Linked DNA regions of Homo sapiens: region 2 is linked to region 1. A link is an interaction called in ENCODE POLR2A ChIA-PET data of the cell type or tissue named here. Cell type or tissue: PC-9. All regions are shown on one strand. Links, peaks and the distances in the headings refer to the core of each region. The heading gives the core; the rest is flanking DNA. Region 1 holds the start of TRS-GCT6-1 (tRNA-Ser (anticodon GCT) 6-1). Region 2 holds the start of LARRPM (LINC00240 antisense RNA regulating promoter methylation).

Region 1 (4,396 bases), core at 184-4,183:
GAGACAAGGTCTCACTTTGCCATCCAGGCTGGAGTGCAGTGGTGCAATCTTGGCTCACTGAACTTCGACCTCCTGGGTTCAAGCGATCCTCCCTCCTCAGCCTCCTGAGTAGCTGGGACTACAGATGTGCACCGCCACGCCCAGCTAATTTTGGTATTTTTTGTAGAGATGAGGTTTCACCATGTTGCCTAGGCTGGTCTCAAACTCCTGAGTTCAAGGAATCTGCCTGCCTTGGCTTTCCAAAGTGCTATGATTATAGGTGTGAGCCACTGTGCTTGGCCTATATTTTGCTTTATAAGTTGTTTATTGCTTATTTCTACATAATTAGGTTTCACCAGGGCAGGGAATTTTGTGTGTGGCATATACATTTGTTCTTAGAACAATGCCTGGAACATACGCAATGCTCAATAAATATTCATCAAAACATTGAATGAATCAAAGAACTAATGAACCCTTCAGGTCCAGGTTTGTTTATCATGCTTTATAATTTCTAATCCAAACACAATCAAGACCAAGCAATAGTTTTTCTTTTCAGAACACTTTAGAATTTGTTGCTAACTGAAGCTTTAAAAAAATGAAAATTCGTACATTTCCTGGCCTGCTATGTTTTGATGGTGATTTGATACCTAATATGTCTGATATTTGTTAGGTAATTCCTTGGTAACTCCCTAGGGGATACAGTTTGAATCTTGATCATATTCTTAATTGCTTTGCTTTGCTTTGCTTTGCTTTTGAGACAGGGTCTTACTCTGTCACTCTGTTACCCAGGCTGGAGTGCAGTAGTGTGATTATGGCTTGATGCAGCCTCGCCCTCCCAGGCTCAGCTGATCCTCTCAACACAGCCTTCCAAGTAGCTGGGACTACAGGCACCAGCCACCACACTCGGTTAATTTTTTGTATATTTTGTGGAGTCGGGGTTTCGTCATGTTGCCTAAGCGATCCTCCAGCCTTGGCCTCCCAAAGTGCTGGGATTACAGGTGTGAGCCACTGTGCCCGGCCTTATTTTTTTAATGCTACATCATGTCAAAACACACACATACACAATATTATTGTTTTTGTAATTTTATTGGGTATAGGTGAGAAAACAGCCCCTGGTATCCAGGAACTGGTCTGACCGTATTCACTAGGCCTGCATATTGTCAGGAATCGGCCAGGCAGTCACTGCTAAGTCATGGGGTTCTTCTGTTTTGCCTAATTTCACAGAACATTAGCATCAGACTGACTTCTCTGATTGTGATGAAATGAGTCAGAAACAACCAAAGAAAGGTTGGACATGGTGGCTCATGCCTGTAATCCCAGTACTTTGGGTAAACCAAGGTGGGTGGATTGCTTGAGCCTAGGAGTTTGAGGCTAGCCTGTGCAACAGAGTGACATAGTGAGACCCTGTCTCTATAAAAATAAATTTATTTTTTTAATTTAGAATTTAAATGAAATACAAACAGATAATAAAAATGACAACACTAAGTATCATTTTCATCACATTTCTTTGTGCAAAATAAGCAAAAACAAAACAAAAATCCCTCAGATGGCCCCACGATTCTTTAAGATACAGTCCAAACTCTAGGGTCTGACACTCAGAACCAATCACAATTTGACTGTAACCCATCACTTCAACACTTTACCAGTCACCCACTTGGGCTTCTAGGAGAGACAATGGTTATTTCTCAGATGCGTTAGTGCCATCATATGGCAGGCATCCCTCTGGGAATCCTACCAGGGAGTGTCCAGGAATGCAACAACAGACATACCTGGTTTAATGATGGTGTTCATATACATGACCTAAGAAAAAAGACAAAATCCAATTTGATTTAAAAAACAGGAGCAGTCACTAATTCGTTTTTCCTTTTTAATTTCTCTTATTTTTCCCTTAGAAAGTGTACTTTGTCATCTTTATTAGGGTCTATTCCTCCCTCCCAGTCTCCTCTTTAGTTTTTCTTCCTTTATGAGAGTAAGAGGGCCATTTATCCATTATTTCCGTCACTGAAAACATTTAACAAAAGAATAGGAATTGCCAAATGAAACTGTTGAGAAGAGAAACATTACACATATCAGGAGAGGCCTGGCCGAGTGGTTAAGGCGATGGACTGCTAATCCATTGTGCTCTGCACGCGTGGGTTCGAATCCCATCCTCGTCGCTCGGCTTTCCCTGCTAACTGGGCTTTTTTAAAGGTTTCCCCTCAGTAAGGTATCGTCTGCTATACCTCCCCGTTTGCTCACTGAGAATTAGGTGTTTTTAGCTCCCTTTAAGAGAGGTATTCTTCAGTATGTATTAGCACACTAACGTGTGCTGGCACTAACAACCTTCTGTTGGTAACATGATTACTGATTCTATTTTATAAAGGTCCGAAAAATTACAGTATTTTAGCTCCGCTCCCTCCGCGCAGGCAGAGGTGTATCCACCGCTGCTCCAGATCCGCAAGACTCTTGTAGTTGAAAACTGATTTCCGACCCTCTGATTTTTTGCTTAACCCCCTGAGTAGCGCCTAGCATTTCTCCTTATCTAGCTGTGATCCGGTGGTTGTTAATTATACATAACTGGGGAGATTTCTCAAAATGCTCGTGTCTCCTCCTCTCCCCTAGAACCAGTTAAATCGAAATCTTTAGAGGGGTGGAGTCTAGTGGTCGTTTTGCAAGTGCCTTGGGTCTCCCGGGTTAAGAACCATCACTGTCCTCACTTCCTTCTTAGTTTTGGTTTCGCTGTTTCGGCAGTTTTCATCATGAATGTGTAATCATAAGGAATTGGGCCTGGCGCAGTGGCACACGCCTGCAATCCTTGCACTTTGGAAGGTTGAGACTGGAGGATCACTTGAGTCCAGGAGTTCGAGACCAACCTGAGCAATATATCAAGACCGCCACCCCCCCACAACCCCAACCTCCCCGCATTAAAACAAAAACAAAAACAAAAACAAAAACAAAAGAGAGAGAGAGAAAGAAAGAAAAAAGGAATTGGTTACATATGCTATGTCATTCCTAAATAATGAAGCCCACAGGACCATTAAAATTTATGTTATATAAAAATCACACACAAAAAAGACTGCTAAACTTGCTAAATAAATATTTGAAACTGCCATTTGGCCCATATCTAAACATCCCATATCTAAACAAAAAACATGAAAAATTGGTTATGCTTATGCCATGCAAAACTTTTCAACTTAAAAAAAAATCTTTCTTTTTTTTTTTTTATTCATGTGGTTTATCAGAGGCTCTGTTGTCTTCCACGTTTAACACATCTCCCCTTAATCTGGTTTAGTGGTGGACAAAGGGGAGGTGTTACATAAAAGTTAGCTGCCTCTATGTCTGTGATGTTTAATGTTTCAGAATTCAAGACTGTTGGTAAATTCCTGACAAAGACCACCAGAGACACACCTGTAGACAAGCAAAATTGGATTTGTTGGTTTGTTGCAAAGAGGGAGACAAAATGCCATGGTGAACCATTAGCTGACCGTAATTTTGTGATTGTATATCCTAATAATTTTTATCTAGAAAGTGAGAGAATAGGCTGGGTGTGGTGGCTCATGCCTGTAATCCCAGCACTTTGGGAGGCAGAGGCGGGCAGACACATGAGGTCAGGGTTTGAGCCTGCATGGTGAAACTCCGTCTCTACTAAAAATACAAAAATTAGCTGGGTTTTGGTGGCACATGCCTGTAATTCCAGCTACTCAGGAGGCTGAGGCACAAGAATTGCTTGAACCTAGGAGGTGGGTGAGCCTAGATCGCTTGAATCAAGGAAGTTGCAGTGACTCTCGATTGTGTCACTGCACTCTGGCCTGGGTGACAGAGTGAGATTCTGTCTCAAAAACAAACAAACAAACAAACCAAGAGGATAAAGCAGGATTCTCACTATAACTGGTAAAGAAGCAGTAGACATATTAGCCAGAAAGGAGGAGATGTTTGGTTACTTTTGTTATTTGACGATGTCCTTGTTTTTTATTTTTACTCACCATGATTATGAATTGTGTTGTTTTATCTCAAGTCATAATGGCCACAAAGTGTCCTTGCCTGTTGGTGTTTTTTGAGATTGGTTATATCCAATAGGAGTTGACCAGAGCTTTGCTGTGAGAGCCAGGCCAGCTCCCAGCAACTCCAAGTCCTAGCTGTTAATGTTCTGGCTACTGGGGCTGTTTTTCTCTTCCTCAAGATATAGGTTAATTTGTAAGTTTTGGTAAATTCTTCATTTCTTTCCATATCTAAGCCCTTTGCCTAACAACTCTGCAATTCCTCCCAAAGACATGTGGTATATTTCCATATCACTTTGACTTTGGCCTTGGGCATGACAATGACTTTGGTCAATGTGTAGTTAGCAGGCATGAGTCAATTAGGGCCTTTGAATATGCCTGCATAGTTGGGTGTCCATATGCACCTCTGCCATCTTCATGAGAAAAATTTTCCCTTGGGT
Region 2 (4,396 bases), core at 109-4,108, 710 kb before region 1:
GATGTTTGGCTGAATCCTCACTCTGAAATATTGTTGCATTTGCCTCAAGCAAAGCTTTCATGAAAGGTAGTTTTGAAGTTAGTAAAACAACAATGACAACAACAAAAACAAATGACAAAACCGTGGGAACTTCATTGAGCTTAGAGAACAGGTTTTATGACTGTTTTTTGCTTGCTTTCTAATAAATGACTATATATGTACAAAATTTTGTTGAAGATCTTCTATCACTATAACTCGTTGGTATGTTGTAGCTAACTATCCCTTACTTTATACTATAAAGTAAGGTATAGTATAAAGTACTATAAAGTAAGCTGCCTACAGACATCTACCAAAAGCACCCAAAGTTGTGTATCACAAAACTGGCTTAAGCCAGTTCACAAAAATTCTTTATGGCAAAGGTCACCATTTTTTAAACACTGTCTGAAGACACTCAATAATACCTTCAACTGATCAGGAACAGAGATAAAATAATTGAATTAAGGTGCTAAATCTATTCAGAAAAAATATCCAAAAGTTAATATAAGGCAAAAAAAAAAGATATTAGTACTCTTTCAAAATAATACTAGAGCATTGTCTAACAAGCCCACTGAAGGGGCAAGTAATCCTCTAAGTTAATGGAACTTTTGGAGGTCACTATTTACTAATGATTAGAAAATAGATTACAAGGTTAAATGTCATTATGTAGAATATTAAGTTTTGAATGATTTTTACCCAGTAAAGATGCAACTAGTTTCTGTCTTTTAGATAAAAATAATCCCAAAGGCCATAGTTTTCACTGCCTCATAGGACATTAGCTAGTTTTTTACTTAAACTTGCAATCTCATGTCAGCATTATTTTTCCCCCACTGACTATACCTTTACCAGCCTTTTCTATTGCCATTGCAATCAGTTTACCATACTCCTCCTTTTCTCATTAGTGACTTAAATAAATATTTGGTGATTAGTTACTATATATATATTTGAAGATTATGCTTTGATAGCTTTTAAGGTACTCCAGTGGCTTAGCAAGAGCTACAAAGTGAGAAGGTGTTCACTTTATTATCATCTGGTGCATTCCTGAACGGGACCTCGCTAACCTTTCTCAGGAGAGAGTCTGTGAGTGGACAATGTCCAGATACATGCAAGACCCATTTAGGAATACAGATCTCAAGAGAGAGTTATCTGTGCTCAGCTTAATTCCACTCACCTCCGTGTCCCAAGTGGGACACATGTGCTTTCAGATTTGTGGCAATCTTTATAGCTAGGAAAACAACTCCCAATTACTCAGTTCAATTCCCTCTCTTGCTGAAGAGTTGGGAAGCATATGATAAAAGCTATGTCCAGGCAAACTGCAGGTGTCATAGGGAGAGGAAGCCTATTTTAAAGTCAAAATCCCTATCTACTTCCTACCCACCTCAGCCACAACAATATGCTTATTCTTGTAATGCTGTTCTAAAGATTTCAGGTTTCTGGGTCTATTATCACTCATCCTTTTCCAAGTCCAGGTAATTGAATGCCTGAGGACACCAGGTGCTGTTTCTCAGTTGATAGAAGCTGCTAGATCTTCCATGACTGTTGATTTTTATCAGGGTAAAATTAAGTGGGGGAAAAATACTGGAGGGGACACTGTTGTCAGAAATCAGTCCCCCCACACCCCTCCCAATCAGAGCTTTAATCAGACAGGAACCTTTTACTATTTCCCACTTTTGAGTTTCCTTAAATGGAGTTCAATGCTTATCACCTGATGGGAGTTTCTTAGCACTAAGTATGTGCCAGGGGCTCCCCGAGGAACGATGATCGATGATCCTAAGAACAAAGTGGAAAGAAGGATGTAAAGAGATGATGTTCTTTACCTGAGATCGACGTGCAGAACAAAGTGGAGATAGAAGGTAGCTAACTCACTGCGGCGCAACGGATTTTGTTGGTAATTGGCGTTGCTTGGTTCTAAAAAGGCTAAGGAAACCAATAACAATAAACTGTGTACACAATTCCAAACACGTTAAAGACGATGGAGTCGGATTACAGGGGGAAAGGCACTTCAAGTAATGCTATTTTGGGTTGGAAAACAATGCTCCAGGTGAGGCTCGAACTCACAACCTCGGCATCACTCGCACACATACTGCCATATAAGTACCGCGCGCTAACCGATTGCGCCACTGGAGCACCCAGTTTCTACTTCCGGTCACTCCTTACACAGCCTACACAGGAACATCCGGCGTGTTTGCTCTGGTCGTCACAGCACCGGTTCCTCGGGCGCGCGCCCTTAGTCCTGGGGCCGCTTCTCCCCCGGACGCGTGCGAAGGCGGACTGGGTTCCGCTGCGGTCTCCACGGGAGCCACCGGTCCTGAAAGCGCGGAGCATGCTTTGTTTGCGGAAACGAAAGCGAATACTTCTTTCCAAGGAGACTTAGGAAAGGGCAGACGCTCCCACTGCCTCAGGTGTTCCCTGGAGGACCTTCAAGTGGCCGCCGTGTGGGCGGGCTAGCGTCCCGCTGCTGCGCTGGTTCCGGAGCCCTTCCCTTGCCTCTCCCAGGGTCCTTCTCCCAGCGTCGGAGGAAGGCCCGCAGTCTGCGAGTGGAGTGCGGGTGGTGGGAATCCCTGGGAGGATTACGAAATCCTTAAAGTGGGATTTACCAAACGCATTCCTTTCCGCTCACTTCCGTTCCCGCTTAACAAACGTGTTGGAAACGTGTTGCTACTGAAAGGAAGTGGCGCTGGGCTGCATTTTCTGTGGCTAGTCTGCGAGAAACAGCCCTGGAATAGGGCCTCTATTTCTTCCTTGGAGCATCCCTCCCCGGGACCTGGGAGTTGAAACTCTAGGCTAAAGCAACTGAAGCAGGCCCAGGACTGGGTCTCTGAAATTCATGGTGTCTCTACGCTGAGTTAAACTAAGTTTTTCAGAAAATGTCTAACTAGGCTAAAGACCTTGTGCTTCAGAGTGTTTTGAGAGGAGAGTTTGGGGAAAAGGGCTCTCTCTAGAAGGTAAATTTGTATGGGAGATGGGGAGTGTGTGTTTACACGGAGTATCGGGCGTCTTTCTTATGGGTGGACATTGTGGATAAGAATGAGATATTAAGGCAGAATTAGCTGGGCTTTTAATCCCAAACAGTGTTTTAAAAATAAAAACTATATATTTAAGGTGTACAACATGATGTTTTGATACATGTACACAGTGAAATGATTTCTACAGTCAAGCTAATTAACATAATACATCTCTTCACAGTTACTATTTTGTGTAAGTGGTGAGAGCGCATGAAATGTACTCTCCGCAAGTTTCCAATGCACAATGCAGTATTAACTATAGTTATGCTATGCATTACATCTCTAGACTTATTCATCCTATAGAACTGCAACTTTGTATCCTTTGACCAACATCTTAACCATTTCCATACGTCTCCACCCCTGGTAACCACTGTTCTACTCTGCTTCTATGTATTTGACTTTTTTAGAATCCACATAAGAGATCATGCAGTATTTTTCTTGCTGTGTCTGGCTTGTTTCACTTAGCATAATGACATCGAGGTTCATCCATGTTGCAAACAGCAGGATCTTCTTTATTAAGGATGAATAATATTCTATTGTGTGTATAAACTATATGTGCTTTATCCATTCATTGGTGGACAGCCACTTAGGTCGATTCCATATCTTAGTTATTGTGAATAATGTTTCAATGAAGATGGGCATGCAGTTATTGCTTCGAGATCCTGATTTCATTTCCTTTGCGGATGTGAACACCGAAAATTTGAGACACGTTTCAGTTAATTTAGAAAGTTTATTTTGCGAAGGTTGAGGACACACCCCTGTGACACAGCCTCAGGGAGTTCTGACTACCTGTGCCCAAGGTAATCGGGGCACAGCTTAGTTTTATACATTTTAGGGACACATGAGACATCAGTCAATATATGTAAGAAGTACATTGGTTCCATCCAGAAAGGCGGGGACAAAGCAGGGAGGGGGCTGCCAGGTCTTACTTTTGAGTTTCTGATAAACCTTTCCAAAGGAGGCAATCAGAGTATGCATCTATCTCAGTGAGCAGAGGGATGACTTTGAATAGAATGGGAGGCAAGTTTGCACTGAGCAGTTTCCAGCTTGAATTTTCCTTTTAGCTAGTGATTTTGGGGGTGCAAGATATTTTACTTTCACAGTATATACCCAGAAAAGGTACTGCTGGATCATGTGGTAGTTCTATTTGTAATTTTCTGAGGAACAGCCATACTGCTGTTTTCCATAAAGGCGGTACTAATTTGCATTCCCACTCATAATGTAAAAGGGTTCCCTTTTCTCTACATTGCCAACACTTGTTATTTTTTATATTTTTAAATTGGTTATTCTAACAGGTCTGAGATGATGTCTCATTGTGGGTTTGATTTGCATTTCCATGATGATTAGAGATGTTGAGCATTTTTTCTATTGGCCAT

What was found. Peaks named below come from ENCODE experiments on the same cell type or tissue, not always from the same donor. Only the 100,000 strongest peaks of a DNase experiment are listed, where the experiment ranks them.
Region 2: POLR2A ChIA-PET joins it to region 1 with 5 read pairs; 1 of 35 experiments calls an interaction of 5 or more read pairs at or near these places.

Annotation. Positions count from the first base shown.
Region 1 is chr6:26,303,229-26,307,624 of GRCh38, reverse strand. It overlaps TRS-GCT6-1 (tRNA-Ser (anticodon GCT) 6-1), which reads left to right and starts at 2,052; the gene lies at 2,052-2,135. RefSeq lists a silencer at 2,040-2,229 and an enhancer at 2,310-2,629. In PC-9, for the core only: no CTCF peak of the experiment used is centred there; DNase peaks (open chromatin) are centred at 2,134 and 2,594; H3K4me3 peaks cover 1,834 bases; H3K27ac peaks cover 2,583 bases.
Region 2 is chr6:27,018,092-27,022,487 of GRCh38, reverse strand. All of the region lies in intron 2 of LINC00240 (long intergenic non-protein coding RNA 240), which reads right to left. LARRPM (LINC00240 antisense RNA regulating promoter methylation) reads left to right here and starts at 2,182. Exons shown (of 1, transcript NR_026776.1): 1 at 2,182-3,122. It overlaps TRI-TAT2-2 (tRNA-Ile (anticodon TAT) 2-2), which reads right to left and starts at 2,142; the gene lies at 2,049-2,142. RefSeq lists an enhancer at 2,178-2,437. In PC-9, for the core only: no CTCF peak of the experiment used is centred there; DNase peaks (open chromatin) are centred at 2,187 and 2,627; H3K4me3 peaks cover 2,567 bases; H3K27ac peaks cover 2,128 bases.